Linked DNA regions of Homo sapiens: regions 1 and 3 are each linked to region 2. Evidence: chromatin contacts called from ENCODE Hi-C or POLR2A ChIA-PET data. All regions are on one chromosome and are shown on one strand. Each heading gives the region's core, a stretch centred on a gene start or an enhancer-like site at or near the end of the contact. The rest is flanking DNA. Distances are from core to core; before and after follow the strand shown.

Region 1 (3,080 bases), core at 284-2,783, 1.8 Mb before region 2:
TTTCTATAAACAATTTAGTTCTGAATTGCAATAACCCTAACCTTTCAAAGCACGTTTTGGCCTTGCCTTACCAAAAGCAAGAGCATTCCTGGTGCCTTTATATTTATACAAAGGACTGTGCTACTTTGTTTCTAGCGCAAACTGTTGGTTTACACAGTTAAAGATCTTCAAAACAAACTACCACACACAATTCACTTCCAATCATCCAAAGAGAAACGAACAAACAAGCATCTGTCACAAAGTCCCAAGAGTTTTCTAATTTACAATAACAGATATTTTTACGTTGTAGTTCAGAGGCTACCTCTGTTCGTTTCTGTATTTGGATTCACATACTATACATTTACTTAGCTTGTTAAGAGAGAAACCTCAGAAAATAAGCAACCGGCGATGACACCAGTCTATTTTAAGTTACTTATGAAGCCTACAGCTCAAGAACTTTTGGGAGAAGGGAGGGTAAGCCGTTTTTCCAAGGAGTTAAGAACAATTCGTGTTTGATAATTAATGATAGCAGCCCTAACAACCTCTTAGAATACATTATGGTGGGGCGGAAGTGAAAACGATGAGAGGGGGAAAAAAATAAAAAAAACCCGACTTGAAAATGGACAAGCAGACAGATTTACAAACCTTCAATTAAAGGAATTTTAAGATGAACTTCTCTCAAACGCCCTCCCTCACTCCCCACACCCGCTTCCTCCTCTCCTCCGGGAGGTCGGTGTAATGTGACTCATGACAAATTTTTTTTAAATAAATAAATAAATAAAAGACACACCCTCTGGGGGCTGAAACTGACATAATCGCCCCCACCCCACCCTCCGCCGACACACAACACACACCCCGCTGGTCCTCTCCCTTCTGCGGCTTCAGCCTCGTCCCTGCCCTCTCCTCTCCCCTCTCCCGTCCTGGACCTCCTCTCCCGGCGCAGAGAGGCGGCGCGGCGGCAGCTCGGGGGTATTCCGGGACTCCAGCCCTGCGGACTGGAGGCTACCTGGGGGGCGCGCGACCCCGGTGGCCGGGCCCTGGGGGAAGCGGACGCGAGGGGGGCGCCGGGCTGCGGCAGCGGCGGGCTCCCGGCTCCCTCGCCCATTTTCTCTCTCCCCTTCTATCGGTTTCCACCACCACAGCCACTTCCTGTATCGCAGCCCGACTCCCTCAGCCCGGCCACTCGCTCTGTCCCCGGTTGGGGCTGGGGTTGGGGCTGCGGTAGGGGCTCGGGTTGGTGGCAGCCGCTGAGGTCAGGGCAGTTCCCCACCCCGCCCAGTGGGCTGGTCACTCCGGCGGGTCCTCGACCCGGCCAGCGCCCGCCGGCCGCCAGAGCGCCTCACCTGTATGTAGTTGTTTTCACAGTAGTCTGCCACCCGAGTCAGGTTCTGGTAACTCTCGATCAGCGCCCTCTTGCCAGACGGGATCTCCTCCTCTAGTAACATCTGCAGCTCTGCCATTTTCCACCCCTCTGCATCGCTTCCTCTCGCGTTAAAGAGACAGAGGCAGCAAGGTCCGCCGAGGCTCCGAGCACCTCACAGCCCGGATACAAACCGCCTACCCGCCCTCCCGCCTGGTATTGTGGGACGGCACCTCCTCCCCTTCCTCCTCACTCTCTCCAGCCCCCCTCCACCCCCTTCGTGCAGCCGCCTGAACCTCGTTCTCTCGCGAGCGTTTATTTCTCCCACCCCCACGGACCGCGGGATTTTTTTTTTCTTTCGCACTGTCTTCTGGGAATTGTAGTCTCTCCTAGGCTAGGCGGCCCGTCCAAAGCGCATGCGCCCAGACACCTCCGAAAACCAACGCGGCAGAGCGCAGAAAGCGGAGACCGAGGGTGGAGGGAGGGGGCGGTGTTGGGGGGAAGTCCGGAGTTTCCTCACAGCTCCGGAAGGTGGCGCCACAGGGTGATACTGGGGGAATGAAATCGGTTCCCCAAGTTTCATGTGAAACTTGGCAGAACTTGGTTAATTAGGAAATGTCAGTGAATCAAGGACACCCATTCAGAGAAGGATTAAAAAGGGGACAGAGTACGGAAAACTAGATTTTTACTTCCTCTGCCTTCTTAGAAATAAAGCGAGTCAGGCTTTACTTTCTGAAGTTCCGCCCCCATCAATTCATTTAAAATTTAGCAAACATTTCTTGATTGCCAGCTGTTTACCAAGCAGCGTACTAGACACTGGGGGTACAAGTTGAGTACGAATACTCCGTACCCTTAAAGACTCAATTATAAAATAAACATACATAGCTTGTAGTGCTTTCCTGTCCTAATTTCTCTTTTCTCTGACTCTCCTTATCATGTAATCTTCCTACACTTTTAAGGTCATGTGCACGTTTTTTTAGGGGTGGGAGTTGTTTGCTTGTTTGAGACAGGATCTCACTGTTACCCAGCCTGGAGTACAGGGGCACAATCATGGGTCTCTGCAGCCTAGACCTCCTAAAGTCAAGCGATCCTCCTGCCTCAGCCTCCAGAGTAACTGGGACTACAAGCGTCGGTCACTACACCTGGCTGAGCTTTTTAATTTTTTATAGCGACAGGGATCAAATTATGTTGCCCTCGCTCGTCTCGAACCCCTGGCCTCAAGCAATCCTTCTGCCTCAACCTCCCAAACTGCTAGGATTACAATCATGAGCCACCCACCCTGATCCTTCGTTTTTTGCTCCTGGATTTTTGTTTTGTTTTGTTTTTATCACCTGCTTTGGAATAGTCTCAAAAGGCCCTATATTTCAAGCTCTTCACTTCAACAGGAACATTAAATGCTTCGGATATAATCAGCTATGAAAAGTGTTGTCCAAAGACTTTGGACATATGTTCATGTATCTCCATAAAGTCATTTAGAATCAAAATAACTAGGAGTAAAAACATCACTCAACCAAATTAAAAATTGCCAGCACCAGGTATTTATTGAATATTGCCTTTACTGGGGCCTTATTCAGGGCCCCAGGGAACCAGTTTCCCTCTTCGACCTCTGAAAGGAAAAACTCAGTTTCCTACTAAAAACGTTAACTTCCCCTTGCCACCAGATTCTCCATCAAGGAATCTATCAAAAGATAACTATTATACCTATTCCAGATATTATGGAAAGTAATACATTTATTATCTG
Region 2 (3,204 bases), core at 191-2,690:
ACCAGTTTAATTTTCTTTTAAAACTTCTACTGGATTTCTCCTTCTCTCCTTTTAGATGCAATTTTGATCTAGAGAAGTAATGGTCTGAGCATCAGTTTATGAAATTATTTTATTTTTCTGCACATAAACATTATTTTTCAAAGACAATTTCATTAACTACATCCTGCAGCTCTGCAGACTTTCAACAACTTTAAAAGGTTAGGCGTTTGAGATATGTTCGCCTTGACTTTCAGTCCTCAAGACATATGTACATTTTTCTTAGTCTCAAAGCTCATGTCTGCACTCTAGTCCTAAAGGATTTGTCTTTATAATTCTCACCTTAGCATGAAATGTGCTTCTCTTTCTTTCCTTCCCCACCCCCCACCCCCTTTTGACATATCCGGTAGGGAAGCTCTGGCAGATTCTCAAGAAGAATTTTGCAAATGGTCGACTTTTGTTCATCTCAGGTTTTGGAGGGAGAGGATAAAAGAACATTCCCTCAGATAATGAGTTTTAACCTTAATTCCTTCCAAAGCGGAGGGGGAAACAAAACTACAGCAAGACCACCTTGAGTACCTTGGGAAGGGCAGCCCCGCGATCCCTAATAAATGAATTAGCATCTCAAGGAGGAGATCACTGCGGGGCTGATATTGATCAGGGTCAGCCGGCGTGTTTGCCAGCCATTGTTTGGGGGGTGGTTAATTGAGTGTCAGTCTCGGCCAGTGTCGTCTCGTTGGCGCCGGGTGCTTTTGGATTTGCTAATTTTCGTTAAGTGTCTCTAGCCCGCTACTCGTCCCGCGTACCCGGGAGAACCTAGCGGCTCCTAACGGATCAACAGTCAGTCTGTCTGGGCTTTATTGATCCCATGGCGGGCAGCTCGAGGCGGACACGCTGAGGGGGTGGGGGGCGAAGGCTGAATGCAGACCCCAGCGCTGGGCCGCCTCCCCCGGGCTCCCACCCGAACCCTCCTCCGCCACCTGCACAGGCCGGGGCATTGTCACTCGCCCCTGGGGGTTCCAGAAAACGCAGTGCGGCCGGGGAGGACGACCACACGGACCCCCTGCGTGTTTCGGGGGGCACCCAAAAGAAGCCCCGCGCTGGGGAACGCTGACCACCCGAGGCTGAGCCGTCAGGGTCTCGGAGGCGGGTTCCCGAGCCGGTCCCGGGGCTGGGCTCCCCCGGCGCCTCGCGAAGGTCACTGACGCGCAGGCCTCCGCAAGGGGGAGCGCGGGAGACGGCAGCGCACCAGCCGGGCGCCCCAGCCGGGCGCCCCAGACGCCGGCGCCGCTCGGAGCCGCCGGGCAGGTCCCCCAGCGCTCGCGTCTGGGCCCGCCCCCCGCTGCGGGGCGGATTGACAGGAGCCCGGCGGCCAATCGGACGCCGTGGGGCGGGGCGAGGCGGGGCGGTGCAGGCCGGCTCCCGGCGCGGGGCGCTATTTACGGCGCGGAGCCGGAGAGACCTGGGCTGGCGCGGGCGGGAGCTGCGGCGGATACCCTTGCGTGCTGTGGAGACCCTACTCTCTTCGCTGAGAACGGCCGCTAGCGGGGACTGAAGGCCGGGAGCCCACTCCCGACCCGGGGCTAGCGTGCGTCCCTAGAGTCGAGCGGGGCAAGGGAGCCAGTGGCCGCCGACGGGGGACCGGGAAACTTTTCTGGGCTCCTGGGCGCGCCCTGTAGCCGCGCTCCATGCTCCGGCAGCGGCCCGAAACCCAGCCCCGCCGCTGACGGCGCCCGCCGCTCCGGGCAGGGCCCATGCCCTGCGCGCTCCGGGGGTCGTAGGCTGCCGCCGAGCCGGGGCTCCGGAAGCCGGCGGGGGCGCCGCGGCCGTGCGGGGCGTCAATGGATCGCCACTCCAGCTACATCTTCATCTGGCTGCAGCTGGAGCTCTGCGCCATGGCCGTGCTGCTCACCAAAGGTGGGTGCCGGGGGCGCACGGGGCCCGGGGTCCCGTCCTCGCCGCGGGGCTTTGGAGCCGGCTGCAGAGGCTTTGTTAGCGGCAGGCGAGGCTCCCTCCTGCGCCGGAGCCGCAGGTCGCGACAAGTTGCTGTGTTCTTAGAAGTCGCGGCGGTGGCCTGGCGCGTGGATGCGGACTCCGATCTAAGGGCAGGCGCTGATCAGAGGGTCCTCCTGGCTCTGCCTGCGGGGAGCGGCGCGTTTGCAGCCCAGCGGGGAGCGGGGCCGGAGTCTCGGCCTCGACGCCGCCGCTTCCGCACCCTGGGGGCTCGGGCGGCCGGGAGGAATCGCAGATCCTGGCCTGTAGCTGCCGCGTGCCCTCAGCGTGTCTGTGTGAGTGCCTCAGGGTGTATTTCTGTGAGTGTGTCTCTGAGTCTCAGTATCCCTAAATGCATTTTTGTGTCTCTGAGTGTCGTTGTGTTTCTGAAAGTGTGTCTGAACCTCTGTATCACTCAGCGTATCTCTGTGTCTCTTTGAATGTATCTCTGAATGCATTTCTGTGTCTCTTTCTGAGTCTTTGTGTCTCTGAATGTGTGAGTCTCTGTATCTCTGATCTTGAGTGTGTCTTTCTGAATGCATTTCTGTGTCTGTCTCTAAGTGTCTTTGTATCTCTGAATGTGCATCTGAGTCTCTGTGTGAGTGTGTCTCTGCGTACATCTCTCTGTGTGCGAGCGAGTGTGTGGGTCTCCCTGAGAGTTTAGGTGTCCGAGGTGTGCAGAAGTGTGTGTTGTGTTGCTTTTCAGCAGCCGGGAGGAGTAGGCTCTGTCAGCGTCTCACTGCCACTCACCTCATATTTTACAAACAGGACCAAAAAAAAAAAAAAGGCAGCGGGTCAGTTTCTTCTTTCCTCTGCAGGCTTTCACCTTTTAGAAAGAAATAACCCGAACTGTCTCCGAATTTCAAGGTTCTCCTCACCTCCCTGCTGTGAAATCTACCTACTGTTCTGTGAACAGATAATTTTTTTAAGTAGGAAGCAGTTTAGTCTTTGCAGCCCCCTACTTCTCTTTAATTGCTATGTAGCAGGCATGAGGTTAAAGCATAAGCTAGCCCAGCGAGGATGATGTGCTACAGTATTTATTTATTTTGGAAGGAAGGGTGTAATTAACCCTAAATAACAGCCCTTGTGGCTTGCAGAGGGGAGCCTCCTGGCCCTATCAAAGGCGGGCAGAACAGGGAGGGACTGAGGCTGACATGAAGTCACAGATACCGAAACTATGTGCCTGATAATGATATAATTAGGGGATCAGAGATTTCTGACGGCTGCGGACTTCAA
Region 3 (3,167 bases), core at 370-2,869, 1.5 Mb before region 2:
ATATATCTCATTCTCTTCTTTCCATAACCACTGCAACAGCTTTAATTGGGGGGTGGGTGGGTATTTTTAGCTGATAACATCTTCCACTCTTGCCCTCTCCTATTCTCCATATAGCAAAAGCCAGTCATCTCTTAAAAATGAAAATCTAATCATGTTTTAAAACTTTCAATGGTTCCCAATACACTTAAAATGAAATCAGCCATAATATATCCTTTACTCCCTGTATGATCTGCCTCAAGTCTTTTCTCCAACCTCTTCTGTCACTACCCCCTTTAACTACTATGTTCTAGCCACACTAGCCTTATTTTTGTTCCTTCAACCTGCTAAACCCTTTCCTAACTCAGGACCTCCAGGTATTTTTCTGTATGCCTGTGATACCTGTTCACTCTTCACCTTGCTAAGTCCTACTCATATTTACTTCATATCAATATTAAGAGAAGATTCCACATTTGCTTTGCTCACCTGGTACATAACTGATGCCCAATAACAAGCAGCTGCTTCAGTTTGTTAGCCAGTACTAGCACAAAAAATTAAAAATTCTTAAAATGAGGGGGAGTAAAAGTTACACAAAGGAACACAATCATATGCTTAAATCAAGAACCTAAGAGTGTCGATTTTCTTAAAAATTATGTTTTAAAAAAACTCAATGTTTTAAAAACTATTTCTTTGCAAAACTGTAGGAACTCTCAAAAAATCTATTAAAATGTTACCATCAAAAAAAGAGACTGGAATGAAGCAAGAATAAAACATTGTCACAAGTGATTGCCCAAGAGCGTAATGAAAACCCTTGAAATCATTTTTCTCTTCACTACCTTTTGTTTTACAAAACGATGAGGATGAGGCTGAATCAAAATTTTAACTGCAAACAGTTTACGACTCGGAAATACACATTTTAGTTACTTCTGGTCAAAATGAGAAAAAAACTTGCATGGCTGGCCATCCGAAATATTATACCATGTTTGGGTTAAATTTAAATTCCATTTAAAAGGAAATAAAGAGCAGGGGATAGGGGCTGTGAACACTAAAGCCACTGGAAAGTCGGAAAAAAGGGAACATTACCTGCTCCCTTTAATGTATGGTACAGACATTTTCCCACCCCAGAACGCCGGACACTGAACAATGCCGGACGGATTCTCTAGCAGAAATTCCACGCAATCAGTTCGATAAGCCAGGGTCTCTCTCTATCACTGAGCTCACATCCCGCCTCTGCCCTCAACAGCTTCATCGTCAGCACTGAAGTCTCCGGCCCACTCTCAGCGTCGTCCCCTGATCCACTCCTCAATCCTGGGATTCGCATTGAGTACATCACTTCATTTCTAGAGTCCCTTCTGAGAAATCGCTTCCACGAGCGCAATTTGCAAACAGCCACGGGCAGGGCGGGAGGAAAAAAAATGGGCTGAATGCCTGGCTTACCTGGGGTTGCACCGTGCTCGACAAGGAAAACATCTCCGGCGGGCCCTCAGCGACCTCACCCGCCTGCCGAAACTGTGCCCCTCTGTCCACGGCCCGGCGGGGAGGCGCTGAGCCCTTCTTTTTTCCTTTTTCTCCGACCCGTTGCCCCTCACTCCTCCCAGAAACGGAAAATGGCCTCCCCTTCCTACAGCTACTGCAACGACAGACAATCCGCCCCGGAAGGCGAGGCGCTAACTCAACAGTACTTCCGGGGCAAGTGAGCGCCCACAAGGCCAAGTGCCTGCGCGTTCTTTCCCGCGGAAGTAGTTGACATTTACAAGGAGCAGCGCCCCCAAAGGTCTTTAGCTGTTTTTTAAGGGGAGAACAGCCTTTACCCTCTTTGGACTTTTTCTTCGTTTTTTTTTTTTTTGGAGACGGAGTTTCGTTCTTTCGCCCAGGCTGGCGTACAGTGGCGCGATCTCGGCTCACTGCAACCTCTGCTCCCCGGGTTCAAGCGATTCTCCTGCCTCAGCCTCCCGAGTAGCTGGGATTACAGGTGCCCGCCACCACGCCCGGCTGATTTCCTCTTAAGACTTTCTACAGCTTCCTTATGAAATCTTCTGACTGGGCCTTGAGCAATAAGGTCTTTTGCTACAATTTAGTGCTCTTTTCCTCACACTAAATCGAAAACTCTCCCTGTTGGTCCTGATCTGTTTCAGTCAGGCAAATTACATCCTGGGAAAACGTCAGATGACAGGGGAGGCCACTCGCTTCCTGCTCATCCAGTTTCGACACTTTCTGTGCTTTCATTAGCTTCCAGACCTCAGCCCTGGCCCTCGCTTTACTGTACAGTCAGAACTGGTTTCTACGCCTCGCGAGGGTGGGAGGTCGTGTATGGGAGGAGGACCGCTTCCCACCAGCCTCGTTGGGAAGCCAGGAGAAATCTCTTCAAATCCTGCGATTCAGAGTCAAGTCCCAGTCGTCCTTTTTCTGGTCGGCCCAGAACTGTTTGTGCCTCCTCCCTCATGAGGAATGATGTCAGTGGGGCCGCGGTCGCCGCCCACGAAGAGTGTAAGGCTGCGAAGTCGGGGCTTTCCCGACGCCCCCTCCGTCCGCGTCTGCGTAGGGGAGGTGACGAGGGCGGGGCGCGGCGGCGGGGTGACGTCACGGCCGCGCGCGGCGTGGGCGGAGCCTCACTTTGAACCCAGTTGGCGGGAGTGGCTGCTCGCGGAGGGGCAGTGTCTGCGGGGCCGCTGTATGCTGTCCAGCGATGGATCCCACCGCGGGAAGCAAGAAGGAGCCTGGAGGAGGCGCGGCGACTGAGGAGGGCGTGAATAGGATCGCAGTGCCAAAACCGCCCTCCATTGAGGAATTCAGCATAGTGAAGCCCATTAGCCGGGGCGCCTTCGGGAAAGTGTATCTGGGGCAGAAAGGCGGCAAATTGTATGCAGTAAAGGTAGGAAGTCAACGAGTAGCAAGGAAGGGGTTAGGCCCTTCGGCCCTCCTTCCTGCCCCACCGGCTTGGGCAGGCCCCGGGGTTGCTGGAGCGAGGAGTCTGGGTGGCCTGGCTTGCTGAAGCCTCCAGAGCCCTGCGAGCTGACTTCTTTTTGGGGCGACATCAGCGGTCGGGTCGGGTGTCTCGCCTCTGTTCCGCCCTTCCCTCCATATCTCAGATGCCCAGTGAGAACAGCAAAGTTTGACTCTCTTCTCCCTGCCCAGCGTTAGCAAATGAGGAAACTGAGGCCAAAGGCAAAGGGACTTGACCGAGGTGATTA

What was found. A loop is a pair of places that touch in the nucleus more often than their neighbours do. ChIA-PET counts read pairs that join two places held with the same protein, here RNA polymerase II (POLR2A). Pooled maps may share reads with other maps.
Region 1: a loop to region 2 is called in a map of gastrocnemius medialis, with 10 times the contacts of the local background. The contact joins the promoter of ABI1 here to the promoter of BAMBI in region 2. A Hi-C loop is called at or near these places in 2 of 168 maps with a recorded cell type or tissue (gastrocnemius medialis and naive thymus-derived CD4-positive, alpha-beta T cell) and 8 of 50 pooled maps.
Region 3: a loop to region 2 is called in a map of naive thymus-derived CD4-positive, alpha-beta T cell, with 20 times the contacts of the local background. The contact joins the promoter of YME1L1 here to the promoter of BAMBI in region 2. A Hi-C loop is called at or near these places in 1 of 168 maps with a recorded cell type or tissue (naive thymus-derived CD4-positive, alpha-beta T cell) and 5 of 50 pooled maps. POLR2A ChIA-PET finds 5 or more read pairs at or near these places in 1 of 52 experiments (activated B cell).

The regions. Positions count from the first base shown.
Region 1 is chr10:26,859,425-26,862,504 of GRCh38, forward strand. It overlaps ABI1 (abl interactor 1), which reads right to left and starts at 1,534. Exons shown (of 11, transcript NM_001012750.3): 1 at 1,323-1,534. The coding sequence starts at 1,439. RefSeq lists silencers at 907-1,056, 1,167-1,256 and an enhancer at 1,577-1,776.
Region 2 is chr10:28,676,081-28,679,284 of GRCh38, forward strand. BAMBI (BMP and activin membrane bound inhibitor) reads left to right here and starts at 1,441. Exons shown (of 3, transcript NM_012342.3): 1 at 1,441-1,893. The coding sequence starts at 1,818. RefSeq lists silencers at 909-1,468, 2,194-2,338.
Region 3 is chr10:27,152,765-27,155,931 of GRCh38, forward strand. It overlaps YME1L1 (YME1 like 1 ATPase), which reads right to left and starts at 1,620. Exons shown (of 19, transcript NM_014263.4): 1 at 1,414-1,620. The coding sequence starts at 1,446. It overlaps MASTL (microtubule associated serine/threonine kinase like), which reads left to right and starts at 2,588. Exons shown (of 12, transcript NM_001172303.3): 1 at 2,588-2,848. The coding sequence starts at 2,663. RefSeq lists enhancers at 2,350-2,409, 3,030-3,167 and silencers at 2,470-2,679, 2,477-2,675.